Regions from separate parts of the Mus musculus genome. Here region 2 is linked to region 1. A link is a loop called in an ENCODE intact Hi-C map of the cell type or tissue named here. Cell type or tissue: gastrocnemius. All regions are shown on one strand.

Region 1 (8,000 bases):
CCTGGCAAATGCCTTCTCTGTGTCTCAGGGGACACTGTTAGGATTTGGTAACCATCAGCCCCTAGGAGGGAACAACACTGTTATGGGTCATTTGAGAGCAGTGTGAGAACTACGTACATTTCATCCCTGAGACAGCAGCACTGAGAAAGAGTTCTAGATCAATGAGCGCTGCAGTTGATTGATGATGTCTGCCTTGAGCAGCGCCTTGGGAGTAGCAGTATGTGTGACTTGTCTGTGCCATTCCAGAAACAGGGTCTGGGTCAAAGGATTTATCAAAGCTTCCAGAGAAGACTCACTGCTCAGAACACCATTCTGGACCTACTCAGAGGGAGATGTGGAGCCTGCACAGAGATCTAAGCAAGACCTCCTACATCTCTGGGGAGAGTCCTCTGTTCCTTCTGAGTCTCCTTTTCTCTGCAGGTGGAGGTACTGACGTCGCTGAAGGCCCTCAGAAACCACGTGGACCCTAGCCAGCTGCCGGAGGCTCTGGAGGGCCCCTTTCCCTACCACCACAGCGAGTGGGTGCAGTTCTTCCAGGTGTCTACCCTCAGAGTCTTCAATTTCCAACCTTTCTCCTCTCCCTTTCCCCGCCCTGCCCCATGGGTCCCTCAACCCTGTCAAAAACAGGGTTCAAGGACAGATAGTCATTCAACAAACATTTACAATGAAGGTTCGGTGTAGCCCCAGTAAGGCATTAGGCTCTTGAGGCCAGCTTGCTAGGATCCAGTCCAGCTCTGCTCTGTGAGTTTCCCCACCTTCTCTGGGCCGTGCCTTCCTCGTTAGCAAAGTGAGGAATGGGGAGGGTAATGAGGTCGCCTTTCCATGGGATTTTTTTATGAGTGCTGAATTAATGTGAGTGACGAGCTTGGAAGGGTATCTGGCACACGTGGAAGGTTTCAGCTGTTGTCAGCTGAAAGCGGATTGATGAGCGCAGACGCTGTGGGTTAGTATGCACTGCCGCCTACAGGGCAGGGAAGGAAACTGCTCCTGGCTCCTTGCCCTGCACCCACAGGTTTGGTGCCCAGTTTAACTCCGGAGGCCACCAGAGCGAGGCAGCAGCCATGGAATACTCTATCTTGAAGGCCCACGCAGGGCCCCTCCACCCACTGGACCTCTCAGCCAGGGTCTGCGGTTCCCTTCTGCACTGTGGTATGGCCAACAGCCTCCTGCCTCTCCCAAGTTATAACTGCTTCCAGCCAGGGTTGGGGGCAAAGTCACCCGTCCTCGGAGAACCCCTGTCTCCTCAGGCAGTCTGACAGGTGGCTGATGATCTGTTCTTCTTGTAGGCGATCTTGTTTGAATTGTTTGGTTTGCTTTTTCTTGTCAGTGGCCCTGGGATGTGAACAAGAGGCCCCAAGTGAGCGGGGGGAGTGGTGTGCTCTGAGCTTCCAGGCCCAGCCCTGTTTGTCTGAGGCAGGGTCTAGATACATAACTCAGACCATGTGGCCATATATTCTTGACTTTGTGGTCCAATTTGCCTTAAACTCAAGAGCCTCCTCCCTCCTGAGTCCCAAGTATTGGGGTAACAGGCCTGTATCCTCATGTCCTGCTGAGTGCAGTGTAACTGTGGATAATCAGGATGAGAGTATTTAGCTGTCCATCCCTGCACCTGAGACAGAGTTTAATGTCATCCTTGGCTACATGAGACCCTGTTGCAAGAAACTAAACAAACTCAGAGAAAGCAACCAGTGAGCTGGCCCAGCGGGTAAAAGCCCTTGTCATGTAAGCCTGGTGACCCGAGTTCCATCCGTGGTACCCATGCAAAGGCGGAAGGAGAGAACCAGCTCCATGACACATCACCTGAATCACACACGCACACACACACACGCCCCACATACACCACATACACACACACCACATACACCACATACACACACACCACATACACACCACATACACCACATACACACACTACATACACCACATACACACACACCACAATCTCTCTCACACACACACACATACACACACATGCATGCACACACACACACACATATACCACACACACCATACTCTCTCTCACACACACACATACGCACACACATGCATGCACACACACACACACCACACTCTCTCTCACACACACACATACGCACACACATGCATGCAAACACACACACACCACACATACACACACACACACACACACACACGAGAGAGAGAGAGAAAGACAGAGACAGAGAGAGGAAGAATGGTGTGCATACCCCTCTCCCAATAAAAACTAAAGAAAGAAAGAAACAAAATATGGAGGTAGGGGAGGGAGGCATTGATGCCTGGGACCCTCTGCAGGCTTCTACTGGCATCAGGTACCTGAGTCATTGCCAGCCAATTTGTAGTCCCCAGGAAATGTGCAAGGTTCTACAGGACACTTAGCACAGGGTTTTGGGCATCCTGGCCTCGGTGTCCTGGAATCACCCGCCTGAACAGGGAGAGGGGAGCAGCGTCTACTCGTTTTTTCAGTGGCATGTCCTGCTCCCGGGCTCCAGGTTCCCTCTCCAGAGGCCTCCCATTAACCCCATGACCTTTGAACTTCAACTTTCAGGCTGTCCCTTTAAGGGGAATCTCACTGGGTGATCCAGAGTGTAAAACTGATGGTGATCATGATTCTGGCAAGCTCTGGGCTCTGTACTCAATTCTGTCACAAATTAGTCCATCAACCCTTCATCCTGCTGTAAAATATGTACTGTATTTCTCACCTCCCAGAAGTACAGGGAAGCCCAGAGAGGTTGCATGCGATCTCACAGCTAGCCAATGGCTCAACTGGGCCAAGGTGTTTCTCTAGCCCACCCTCACACCTCCATCCTACCCCTTCTGCAAGGACCCCCAGGGTCTGTGAACAGCTCAGGCCTTCCCTCTTTCTCCTCTGGCTCCTGTTCCCCCACTGCAGACCACAGTGACTTGCAGTAGTGGCACTGTGGCTTGGAGACTTGGTAGATGTTCTCAGACTGCCCCAGAGCATTGGCACATCTATGGGGCGAGGGGTAGGGTAGAGGTGAGAGGAAGACTGGGGCATGGTGGAGAGGCACTTTCACCAGCTCTCCTGATGGTTCTGATGTAGTGTAAGCCTGGTCCCTTCCGGAGTCCCCTAGGGAAAGGCCTCTCCTCTCGGTTCCCTCAGGCTGAGCTCCGCTCTGGTTCCTGTCCCTGCAGAAACTGGACCCATTCCTCACTGACCTTCGCCAGGCCTCCTCCCTGCTGCAGGCTTCCATCCAAGAGTTTGAGAAGGGTGAACCCCCTGGTGGGGTGCAGGTAAACCTGGAATGCAGGGTGAGGAAGCTACCAGCATACCTCAGGCTTTTAAGTACCAAGAGCGCATGAGGGGAAAGGGACACTTGGCGAGGGGCACTCTGCTTTTCACTCATTAGTTTTTAGCCAATAGTTCTTGGGCATCCACCATGCACCCTGCTCTGGGGACCCAGCCTGAGGAACTGGCTTGCCTGTCTGTGCCCTGGTGAGGGTCAGGGTGCAGTGGCAGAGTGGCCGTTTAAAACGTAGTTATGAGGGATTGGGGATATAGATCAGTGGTGAGAATAATTGCCTAGTATACATGAGACCCTATGCTGAAAAAGGAAAGAATGGGGTGGGGGAGGGAAGGAAGACAGTACCAGCTGTGCCAGATGCTGTAAACGTAAGATTGAGTGAGAAGAGCGAGGCGGGTGAGTGGCCTCCAGGCAGAGAGCAAGCATGTGCAACAACCCTGAGGCAGAGTAGCTGCATGTCTGTGGAGCAGAGTTAGGGGGAGGCTAAGAACCACATCTCTGAGAGATGGGCCCAGGAGCTGGGCTGCGGAGCCCAGGGGAGTTTGAAGAAGGGGATCATGGGGTATACCCTTTGTTTTTTTGTTTGTTTTGTTTGTTTGTTTGTTTGTTTGTTTAAAACAAACGTTTTGGCTACAGGGAAAACCAGAGAGCATCAGAGAGCTCAACCAAGAGTCTGGGATGGGTGTTCCAGAGAGAAGAGGGAGCTAGGACCAGTGAGGTTACCATGGTGATAGGAGGGCCGTAGCTTCAGATGTGTTAGAGATTGAAGGACAGATGGAGATGCTTGGACTCAGCTGGGAAAGTCAGGCTCTCTCCCTGTGGGGATCCCTGGAAGGTGGTGAGAGGAGATTGCGCCTCAGGACACCTCCCTCTGTTGGCAGGAGGCTACCAGGTGCCTGAGCAAGTCCAAGGAGCTGATGGAGACGGTGCTGAGGGACCCGGGCCTGCTGGCTCTCCAGAGGGAAGGTGGAACTACTCTGGCCAGCTTGCAGCAAGAGGCCAGCGGGCTAAATGCTAACCCCGATGTCAGGTATAGACACCCGGTCTCCCCTCCTTCATTCCCAGTTACAGTTCAGGAGTGGGGCCGCCCTGTGAAGAGAATGCGTAGGGTGAGGCTAGGGAAGCCACCTTCTTACCCTCTGAACCTTGGGGATAACCTCACCAGCCCCTCCTTCATCTTTAGCCAGAGACAGGCATTGAAGGACTTCCGCTCTTGTCTCCCCCCTCCACACACGGATCTCTCCCTTTTCCATCTCCTGCCCCTCACAATGCCTTGTTGTTATCCACCATGTCACTGCCTCACCTGCTTCACCCAGCCCATCTTGACTACCTGAGGTCCCTCCAGACCTTTGACCTGGAGTTCCACCAGGGGGCGCTGTGGGCCCATGCTCACCGCAGCACTTTGCTGTTCTGTGCTCATCCCTGCAGCCCTTGTGGCTCCCCATTCCTTCAGGAGTTTTGGACTTTTTTTCTGATGAATGTCGGATCCGTGACTGGGGTCCCTTGAAAAGGCACCTTTCCTTCCATCATCTTTGTTTGAAAACCGGCTCCCAGGAAGGGATGGGAGACTCCAGGTTTCTCCCTTCACCAAGCACCTCCATGGGAGAAGTCCCCTGGCTTTAGATCCTCTGGCTTTGGCCAATTTAAAAATGCCTAGCAGGGCAGGTGGACCCCAGGTTCAATGCCATTCTTGGCTACATAGGAATTTGAAACCAGCCTTTGACCCTGAGTCTCTATCCGAGACAAAAGACCATCACTGGTTACAGTTGCTACCCTCTCTGCACCTGTTCCCTGCAGAATGGAGGTCAGGAAGATAGCATGTTGCAAATGGGTGAATGCCACCCAGCCTCCTGGGCCTGACACTCCACTGAATGTTTCTCATGACATAGGGAAGGTCCAAGGTCCCCTGGCTGGCCAGAACCCCGGAAGCAGTACTAGAAAGTTTCACGGTCAGGGCCTGATGCCGGCCTGGAGTGGAATGTGAGCTCTGAGCTTCTGGAAGCCCCTGCTCAGATCACTCGCTGCTCACAGCCACTCCAGGAAGTGAGTTCTGTTACTATCCCCACTTTTTTTTGGGGGGGGGGTTCGAGACAGGGTTTCTCTGTATAGCTCTGACTGTCCTGGAACTCACTCTGTAGACCAGGCTGGCCTCGAACTCAGAAATCCACCTGTGGAGCCAGAGACCCCCGAAGTGGTGATGTTGCACAAGGACCCACGCTAGCAGTTAGCAGAGTTGGGGTTCAGACTCGGATCTACCCAGCTGGCTTAATACTCCACCAAAAAGGAGAAGAATCATTTCAGTTCCTGTGGCACCCTCAGGTTTGCCACTGAGGCCCAGAGAAGGCTAGGGACCTGCTCTAGGTCACACAGTAAGTCAGTGGCTGGCAGCCCAGCTGTGGCCACAGATTAGGAGGGCAGGCACTTGCCTGATGAGAGCACAGAGAAGAACATCTTTTTCACCCTCTTGCCCCGTCCCAGGAGCCATCTGACCGAGGCTGCTGCCCTGTACAACCTTGTGGATGGTCAGCTTCATGACTTGGTCACTGCGTCCAATCAACTCCTCCGAAGGCTGGAGCTCCGCGTCCGCCTGGGCCACCTGGAGACTGCCATCCACCAGGTGAAGGGGAGGCTACAGGGGACATGGCATTTTTACAGGGCTCACTATGTTCTGCAGTTAACATATCAAGCTGGCAGGCCTTGGTGTTTGGGGCAAGGCAGAAAACATGCATTCAAACAGTGATTAAGATACAGTCACAGGGGCTGCATTTATTGAGCACTGGCTGTGTGTGTGCCCCAGACTAGTGTACTTGTGAATATCCTTGTCTTCCAGCATGGTCTCTTATCAGTGACAAAGGAGCTTTGGGGATTCCCCACCACACATGGGGAATCCAGGGCTGGCATATGCTGCCCACTGTGGTTGCACATCTGAAGTCTGAGCCTGGAGCTGTTGGTAACCCTTCACTTGGGGGTTACCTAAAATCCACACAGCTCTCTCTGCCTTGGGCCAGGTCCTCCTGGCTGGGCAGCCCCAGGTCACCTGACTGCTCAAGCCTCTGCACTCTCATTTCTAGCCTTGAATTTTGTAAGTTTGTAGGAGCTTGTCAGTGCCCCCAGAGCAAGAATACCTCATTTTCTTTTCCTGTCACTATGAGGAAATACTCTGGCAAAAGCAACCAGGGGGAGTTTATTCTGGCTCACAGTTCAAGGGTGCTTCATGGTGGGGAAGACAAGGACCTTGAAACGGCTGGTCATATCACATCCATAATTGGGAATATACACCCAGGAGCCCAGCCAGGAATGGCGCCACCCACAGTGGGCGTGTCTCCCATTGCAATCACCAAAATCAAGATAAGCGCGAGGGGCTAGTCTCCTAGCTGATTCTATACTCTGTCATGTTCACACACACATCATAACCATCACAGGGTCAGAGGACCTTTTTATCATCTGTCCCTCAGTGACTGTTCATGCCTATCCATTACCACCCATAAACTGAAGCCAGGGGCGTCAGTGAGTTCTTGGGAGACTCTCTGCCACTGGCAGGGGTTTCTCCAGACCCAGTTACATACCCCTAAGACAGAGAACTCATCCCCAGAGACCAACCTTTTATGATCAGGTGACTGTAAGTGGTCAGACTGACTCAAGTTTTACCTTCTTATTGACCTCACACCATCTTGGCTTCCTTCCACAACCATACAGACAGAGGGTCTCCCAGGGACAGGGCACTCAGAACCATAGCCCCTCTGCGTTGAGCTGAGCCAGGTCATTACTGGGATTTCCATCCGGGCCCATGACTGGCTGAGGACAAGAAGACTATGGCCCCTCAAGAGGTCAAGGGTCAGGGAGAAGGCTCAGTCAGTGAAGTGCTTTACCACAGGTACATGGACCTGAGTTTGATCCACAGAAGCTACATAAAACACTGGGTGTACGGCTGTGTGTTCGTAACCTCAGTACCGAGGCAGCAGAGGCCGAGACCCTCGGGGTTCACCGGCCAGCCAGGCCTAGCCTAATTGGTGAACCCCAGAGCCCAGTGAGGGACCCTGTATCAGAAATAAATAAATGAATGCATGAATGAATGAATGAATGAATGAATGAATGAATAAATAAATAAATAAATAAATAAATGGTGGGCAGCTCCTAAGGGAGCAACCTAGGTTGACATCTAACCTCCATATACAAGTGTACCCACATATGCATACCCACACACGCACACATACACACATACACATCCACACACACATCCACACATATACACACATATGACACACACACATATACACATACATACACACATACATACACATACATATATATACACACACATACACATATACATATGCACACATACACACACATGCACACACATATACACACATACACACATACATAAACACACACACACATGCACACACATATACACACATACATAAACATACACACATATATACACACATATACACATACACATATACACATACACACACATACACACACACACACACATACATACACACACACACATACATGTATCTACACACAATAAAGTAAGCAGGTAGCCTGATGCAGCTCCTTACCCCACATCACACTTTAACCATTGTCTTCTGCCCAGGTCAGTGACTGGATGGCGGGAGAAGGCAGCCAGAGTCTGCAGGCTCTCGCTCCTGTGCATGTATGTGCAGAGACAGTAGAGAAAGTCCACGCAGAGTTTGAGGATTTCTTCCTGCAGGTTGCGGTATGTTCTAA
Region 2 (8,000 bases), 56 kb after region 1:
TATATTATCTTGGGCGTGGCTAGTTTATCAAAGCCCTCTTGGGCGCTTGGGTTGTGGCTGGTGTTTTATATAACATTTTGTGTTGTGCAAAGTGAGTTTCAAACTTTTTCCCAAATGAGGGTCTGAGGAGGTAGGCTGTTCCAGAAAGCATTTTTAGGACATCAACAAAGACTAAAGACTCTTACACCCAAAGCTCACATCCTGAGTTGAATTCAGTCCTCTGAACCTAGTCCTCTGACCTGTGTGTGTGTGTGTGTGTGTGTGTGTGTGTGTGTGTGTGTTTGTGTATGCGCTGGCTGTGGCACTGGCGTGTCCTCACAAGTACACAAATAAAGGAATACATGTGCTGTCAGGGGAGCTGCACATTTCAGGTGTGAGCTCTGCCGCTCACCAATGGCCAGATGTGCTTGGCTTCCTCTGCCTGTGGGTCAGGGTTTGCAAAGGCTTCCGAGCTCAGCCCTGGCTTTCTGCTTTTGTTTTTAATTCGCCGACACTATTCCTTCACATTCTGTCATCACATATATATCATTAGCTACAAATCACACGCCAGAAAAACGACATCCATTTAAAGTGGTTTTGGCAGGTTCACAAGTTTGGGCAGCCACCAGCACGCTCTAATTTTATAATACCTTCTTTACATGCCCAAAGGAACCCCTCGTCATTACCACCCATTCCGTGGCTTTTGGTGGCCAAGATCCACTCTGTCTCTGGACTCACAGAACCAGAGCTCTGTGGCACCAGGTTGGGCAGTGGAGGCTGGTTCTTCCTGCCCACATGCAATCCTGAAGTATCCCCGCCCTACCCCTGGTAAGCAACCTCCTTCTACCAAGTGTGATGTTAGACTCAGAGAGAGTTCTGTCTTGCTGACGCTGCCCATTCGCAGAGGAGCAAACTAAGGCTTGGAGTAGTATTGTTGAGAGCAATTGAAAGACAGGAAAAGTTTTGAGGCCATGAGGAGAGATGTGGACGTGACTTCAGTCTGTCACTGGCTGGAATCAATATTTATCCAAAGCTAATGGCGGTGACGGTGACCTGCATAAGAGACAAACTAGAGGTACCCCTTTCTGGTGATACCTCACACATGGTTGTTAAAACACCCAATGAACCATCCAAGATGCACTGTAACCTTATCACACTGCTTTCTGCAAGTCTGTGTGCTTCTCTGATGCTCACAGCCATGATTATAGCTCTATTTGTAATGTTTTTTAAAAAATTGAGACAGGTTTTTATGTAGCTCAGGTTAGCTGTCAGCTTCTCCATACAGCTGTACTTAAGATATTCAGATACATACAAATGCTTTTGAGTGTTTGTTTATTTGTTTTTCAAGATAGGGTTCCTCTCTTGAACTAGGACCTAGCTGCCCTGGAACTTATTTTTTAGACCAGGCTGGCTTCAAACTCACAGAAATCCATCTCCCTCTGCCTCCTGAGTGCTGAGACTAAAGCCGTGTGCCATCATGCCTTGCGATGCTTCTCTTTTTTTAAAGAATATTTTTATTTTATGTGTTTGGGTTTTTGCCTGCATGTATGTGTGCCAGGTGTATGCAGTACCAGTGGAGACCAGAAGAGGGCACTAGGACCCCTAGAAGTGGAGTTCTAGTGCTGAGGGGCCTTGTGGGTGCTGGGAACTGAACTCCGGACCTTTGCAAGAGCAATAAGCTCCTTTACTCTCTGAGGGCATCACTCCAGCTCCCCAGTCCTTTTCTTAATAAACCCCAACTTGGGCTCATCCTGGTTGGCCCTGGAATTCTTTGCTGTGTAAGCCAAGATCCAAGTTGCACCTAAGTAGACTTTTCTACTGGCAGTGTTCTGTTGCCTTCTGTGACACACCCAAGATCACAACAGAAAGTAGCTGGCAGAGCTAAACTTGAACCTATGTCCTGTTGCTGGGCTATGACACTGCTAATGGAAGGTTTAAAAGGGTTTGTAGGTAATTACTGCTAATTGTTATTTGGAATCTGGAATTACCTGGGAGATGGACCTCTGGGCATACCTGTGGGGGATTACTTTGAAAGTCATCGTCTATTGATATGGGAAGATCTAACCACTGTGGGCAGCACCATTCCTTAGTTGGAACTCTGGAGTGGATAGATCTTCCTCTTCTTCTTCTTCTTCTTCTTCTTCTTCTTCTTCTTCTTCTTCTTCTTCTTCTTCTTCTTCTTCTTCTTCTTCTCCTCCTCCTCCTCCTCCTCCTCCTCCTCCTCCTCCTCCTTCTTCTTCTTCTTCTTCTGCTCCTCCTCCTCCTCCTTCTCCTTCTTCTTCTTCTTCTGCTCCTCCTCCTTCTCCTTCTTTCTTCTTCTCCTTCTTTCTTCTTCTTCTTCTTTCTCATTGTAGATGCAACGTGGTCAGCTGCTTCAAATCACTGACCCCATACTTCCTCCAAAATGATGGACTATGACCTTGAACTGTGAGCTGAAGTAAACCCTTCCCTTTCAAGTTGCTCTTGTCAGAGGATTTTATCACAGGGACAGAAGAAAAGCTAAGACAGGAAGGCTAGAAATATATCTCAGTTGGTTCCATATCTGACGTGCAAGCGTGAGGACCTGAATGTTAATACCAGAATCCACATAAAAGCTGGGTACCACAGTACACACCTGGATGCAACCCCAGCGCTGGTCGGCACGGACAAGCAGAGGACGTTCGACACTGACCTCTGGACAGAGGCTGTTGGCCTTCCAGTCAGAGCATGGCATTCCACACCCTTCACCTCCCCAGCAGCCTGGATATGCCATCCTCTCTGAAGTTTCTGGACTACCCCTTGACATTTCCACCCGTCCCCTGTGCTAATGGCCCCACTCCACCCACCATTTCAGCCCAGGGGAGTGGCCCAACTGCCTTGGGTCCCTCACACCAGATCCTGCTCATCCCTGTTAGTCACCATTGGTAGAAAAGGAAAGGCCTCCTAGTACCCCGTCTCTGTCCCACCCTTGGCTCCCCTCCCTTTCATGAAACTCAGAGTCACCTCTGGCCCAGGGACCTTTGCCCTACGGGAATGGACAACGTCTGGGAGCCCAGTCATGCTGTGTGACCTCAGATTTGCTCAATCTCTGAGTCTAATCTTCCCCTTCTTCCTATCCTTCCTTGTTATTTTTCCCTCCAGCCTTTTCTAGCTCATCCTTCTTTTATTTTATTTTTATTTTTTATTTTTTTCTGTAATGTCAAAGATGTTTTGGACACCCACAGTCTGTGACAGACCACAGGTCAGATGCATCAGCCACAGCCCGGAGGACTTCCCTTACTGGGAGGAGACTGACACAGGCCCCTGAGGGCTTCCCTAAGGCTGGTAGAGACAAACCTTGTATCTGATGCACTTGACTATGTGAAGTTAGGCCGTCACCTCACCTCTTGCCTCTCTTACATCATTCAACAAATGAGCAAAACTCATGTCGTGAGGCTTCCACAGAGTTCATGGCCATACATGGAGAATTCGAGTATCTGAAAGCTCACCGTTGACACTCCTGTGACACCAGCCTCCTTTCAGATGAGACCCAGTACTGAGGCCTATAGGATTCAGCGCTCTGGCTCAGGCACAGAGTCCTTGGGGGGACAGGGAGCCCTTCAGAGCATCCCAGCAAACAGTGTCAGTATTGTGACCTGCTTCTTGTCCCCTGGGACCCCCACTTTGTGAGAGAGTACCAGACATCTTCATCACGAAGTTCCTGGTCATGTTTACTGATTCTTTACTATGGGACCAACACTGGGTAAACAATACCTAATCCCCTCAGCTGGAGATGCGCCCATTTCGCAGAGGAGAGCCAGAGCTCAGAAAGGTCTAACAGCTTGAGGATGCTCCCATAAACAATAGTGAGCTCCATGCACTTCCTGCTCAGACAACTGCACAGTCCGTTCCCAGCAAAGCATGGCAAAGGGTTCCACACAGTGCTCTCCAGGGACCTGCAACCCTCCACCACCTTCTCCACACCCCACCACCAAGGCACTTCTGAGATTTTTTTTTTAATTTAAAAAATAATTTAGTTTTATGTACATTGGTGTTTTGGCTGCATGTGTGGATGTGTGTGTGTGCATGTGTGTGTGTGTGCATGTGTGTGCATGTGTGTGCGTGTGTGTGTGTGCGTGTGTGTGTGTGCATGTGTGTGTGTGCATGTGTGTGCGTGTGTGTGTGTGCATGTGTGTGTGTGCATGTGTGTGTGCGTGTGTGTGTGTGTGTGTGTGTGTGTGTGTGTGTGTGTGTGAGAGAGAGAGAGAGAGAGATCTTGGAGTTACAGACAGTTATGACCTTCCATGTGGGCCCTGGGTGTTAGATCTTAAAGTTACAGAGAGTTGTAAGTTTCCATGTAGGGACCAGGAATTGAGCCCAGGTCTTCTGCAAGAGCAGCCAAGTGCCCCCCAAACCAATAAGCCATTTCTCCAGCCCCCACTTCTGAGTCTTATCTGCCCCTGTGAGGTATGACACAGCAAGGTCTCATAGACCTTCTCAACTGAACACTGAAGTCAGAGTCAGGCAAAGGACCCAAGTCACAGGACTGAGAACCAAGTCTCTGAATCCAGTTCTGCCCTAGCCCCTGCCTGCCACCTTACTTAAGTCAATGGACCCAGTCCAGTATGGTGGCTTAAGGCCCTGAGCCACCACTCAGTTGGCTACAGTTCTGTAGAAAAGACAGAGAAAGGATGCAGTGTTGGCCACGGGGTGAGGAGCAAGCCTGCAGTTTCATGCTGAGTCTCTCACAGGCACCCCAAATAACTGGTGGGACACCCCCACCATCTGTTCAGTGAATCACAGCTTGCTAATCCTGACCCCACTGGGACCTCTCACAGTGACCCCCATGCATGCCTCCATTGTACGATGGGTGGGAGATACAATGGTTAAGGGAGGCCCAAGCCACACCACTGTTGGGGAACCTAGACAGGACTTTAAGGAGGAAGGGCTGCCACCATACAAATAGGAACAAAGGGACATGATGGTAGCAAGAGTGACCAGGCCTCCACATCAGCCCTAGGAGGGCTGGCTGTGGGTTCTATGGTAGTCACAGCAGGGGTCTGGATGACTTCATAACATACCTGTTCTCTGAGGCACTTGGGTGGAGACAAGGGTAGGAAGAATGCGTCCTTCTAGGATGGGAAAGGTCAGCGGACACAGCTCTTACCTTCTCTGACAGGGCTGACACTCTTAGGCCAGCCTGGGCTCAAGAGTCCCTAGTGTTGACCACTTTGACTATGCCCCATTCAAACTCATGAGGAATGAATTCTTGTCCTTATTCCTCACAGGATGGAATGGAGGCCCCCAAAGGCGAGATACCTCCCTGAGCCCCTAACTGTCAGGGGCAGCATGCGTAATCAAGAATTGCCTCTTGTCTGGTGGTCACTCGCCAACTCCTCCCTCTGGTCCTTCACCAGTCACAGGGAGCAATTTCTATAACAACTACCATAAAGTGGGGTGACCCCGGGGTCCCCAAGGACTGTATGGGCTTGTCTTGGCACCCTGAGTCACACTCAAATAGAGTCTGGGGGTATCCTCTCAGGTCAAAGCGGCCAGTCATGCAATGTGTTCCAGAAGAAGGGCTAGAGGGATTCACAGGCCTATGCCTTTTCAAGAAGTCGCCCACTCAGGCTCCATGGTGGTAAGGGAGCTTAGCAAGCTGTCATCAGAGAAGCCAGGATGGAGTTGGTCCATGGGAAGGGTCAGCGGTACGGTGGTCCCTGGGCTCTTCTGGCTGTAGTTCACAGTGGGCTAGCACAGGGAGAGGGATGGGAACAGGGATAGGCAAGAGGATGGGCGAGCAATGGGTGGGTGGGGGAATTATCGGAATGAGTGGCTGGGTGGGACAGGAAGGGTATGGGTGTCTGTGGGAGTCCGCGTGCCAGTACCTGCACCCCTGTCTGCCAAGAGTCTATAAGCACCCACATCCAGATACCTACGCATTTGAGGGTTATATGTGGCTTCGTGGAAACCCAGCCCCGTGTCTGGCTATGCCTATGTCCTGGCTCTCTAGGTTTGCAATGTGACTTAATGTGGGATGTTCCTTTAAGCATTGTGTGTCCAAAATTGTTAGTTGATTCTATGGGACTATGTGTGGATCTCTATGGTTATCTGTCGGCTTGGTTGTGTGTGTGTGTGCCTGCTCCATGTGCATGTGTGTATGGCATGTTCATGTGTTTGCATGCAGTATGTGTGTGTATAGTATACATGTGTAGATGGTTTATGTGTATGTATGGATGTGGTATGTATGTGCATACGTATCTGTGTGTGTGTGTGTGTGTGTGTGTGTGTGTGTGTGTGTGTGTGTGGTATATTCATGTATATGTGTGGAGAGGTGCGTGTTCTTGGCCACTGGTTTGGCTTGTGGAGCATATCTCTGTGTCTAGGGTATTGGTCACACGCTCCAGGTGTCTGTTCCGAGGTCGTCCTGTGTCCAGCAGGGGGCGCTCCCGGCAGCCTTAGTTCCCGGACAGACAGCCGGGGGTGTCCGCCCCGCCCCGCCCGGGGCCCGCCCGGCCGCCCGGCCGCCCTGGGCTATAAGTTCGCGCCGCGCGGCTGGTCCGCAGCACCGCGCTGGTGATCCTCGCTTGAGTGTCCCGCTGCGTCTGAGCTGTCGCCGCTAGCCTGGCCATGGCAGAGGGTGAGTGCCTGGGCCGCGGGGAGGTAGAGTCGGGAGCAGGCTGGGCTGTCTCCAAAGCTCCAGAGGAGAGCGACAGGTGGGCCAATGGGAGGCACCTTGCTGGCCCTGAATTGTTGGCCTCAGTTTTCCCCACCCCAGGGCATAGCCGTTAATTCTGCCCCTTGGATGAGGTGAAAATGCTACCCAGAAGGTGTACTGGGAAGGGTGAGTTACTGTCATGGGTCTCCCAATAAGTAGTTAAGAACTGGGTCCCTGCTGTGTGCCAGGTGCAGGGGAGCCACTCAGGGATGCTGGCCAGCGCAGGGGGCACTTGGCTTTTCTCTGTGCCTGGAAAGGGGTACAACTTTCCTGGCTGATTCTGTGGTCTCAATTCCAGCATCTGGTGGAGCGCCACTGAAGCCAGGCCTGCCTGTTCTTTCAGGTCCTCTTGAGCCCTCGTGTTCTCCAAGCCCAGATTCTCCTTGTCCACTTGTTGAAGCTCAGGGTTCTCTGCTGTAAGTTAGGGGCAGTTGGACCAGCCTTGGTACAGCCACAGGGCTGAGAAGAGTGGAGAGGGTCCAGGGTCCTGTTCATTCCCTGCCTGCCTCCTTCACATGTGCTCACATGTGTGCATGGGAAACACTCGGGATCACATGAGTCAGGACTTGTACAATGGAGGATGTTCCTAACACGGTCAGACCAGAATCCCAGCTGACTATAAGGTCAAGTCCATTCAGGGATGGCATCTGCCTGCACTGTGACCTCAGAGAAGGGACATGAGGCAAGAGAGGGGATGTTCAGAGGGACCTGAAGCAAACAGGGAAATTCCAGAGGCCTCGGTCACTCCTTTTTCTGAAACCTCAACAGGCTGTGAAGTGTCACCAAAGGGGCTGCTTATCTGCAAGGCAGTTTTCCATCCCTATCCCCAAAATCTGGGGGACCTCAGAGACAGCCCCGGATTACTCTGCTGGGGCTTCCTCCACCAAGGTTCCCCCTGGCCTCTATGACTCTGAACCCTGGCTACTGCACCCTTCAGCCTGTGTGGGTGGGGTACTCCACCCTGTCTCCCCAGGCCAGGGGATGGTTGCCACCAGGGCTTCTAGAAAAATGGCCTTTTTCCTGCTTGAGCCTTCCAACGTTGAGGATTTTGTGGGTCTGCCCAGCCTCAGTGGCAGTGGCGTTAACTTCTTTGCTGTGGTGTGGTCGGTCATTACCAGGCACCTGCTTTTTGATTTGTAGCAAGGGCCACAGACCTTTCACTTGAGGTGGTTTTTGTAGAAGCCTTCTGTACTTCCAGGATGGTTTCCCTGAATTTGGAACTTGTGCACAGCAGGGGGCCCGGAAACTAGGCTGGAAGACTTTGGGCCAGTCCTCACCCTGGGCCTCAGTGGGATCACATGTCCTTCAGTGGTCTGAAATCTCTGAGAGTGCCTACTCTCTCAAG

The links. Hi-C counts contacts between places; a loop is a spot of excess contacts. Peaks named below come from ENCODE experiments on the same cell type or tissue, not always from the same donor. Only the 100,000 strongest peaks of a DNase experiment are listed, where the experiment ranks them.
Region 2: it touches region 1 in a loop (4-fold over the local background); 10 of 42 quality-filtered maps call a loop at or near these places.

Annotation. Positions count from the first base shown.
Region 1 is chr2:158,200,950-158,208,949 of GRCm38, reverse strand. It overlaps D630003M21Rik (RIKEN cDNA D630003M21 gene), which reads left to right. Exons shown (of 14, transcript NM_177657.5): 8 at 421-537; 9 at 3,151-3,249; 10 at 4,142-4,290; 11 at 5,739-5,877; 12 at 7,867-7,989. Among named protein-coding and RNA genes, the nearest start is that of 1700060C20Rik, 13 kb to the right of the region's middle. In gastrocnemius, a CTCF peak has its summit at 959; DNase peaks (open chromatin) are centred at 978 and 4,634; H3K4me3 peaks cover 215 bases.
Region 2 is chr2:158,144,868-158,152,867 of GRCm38, reverse strand. It overlaps Tgm2 (transglutaminase 2, C polypeptide), which reads left to right and starts at 6,476. Exons shown (of 13, transcript NM_009373.3): 1 at 6,476-6,577. The coding sequence starts at 6,568. In gastrocnemius, a CTCF peak has its summit at 1,569 (motif pointing right); DNase peaks (open chromatin) are centred at 6,409 and 7,873; H3K4me3 peaks cover 1,705 bases; H3K27ac peaks cover 1,664 bases.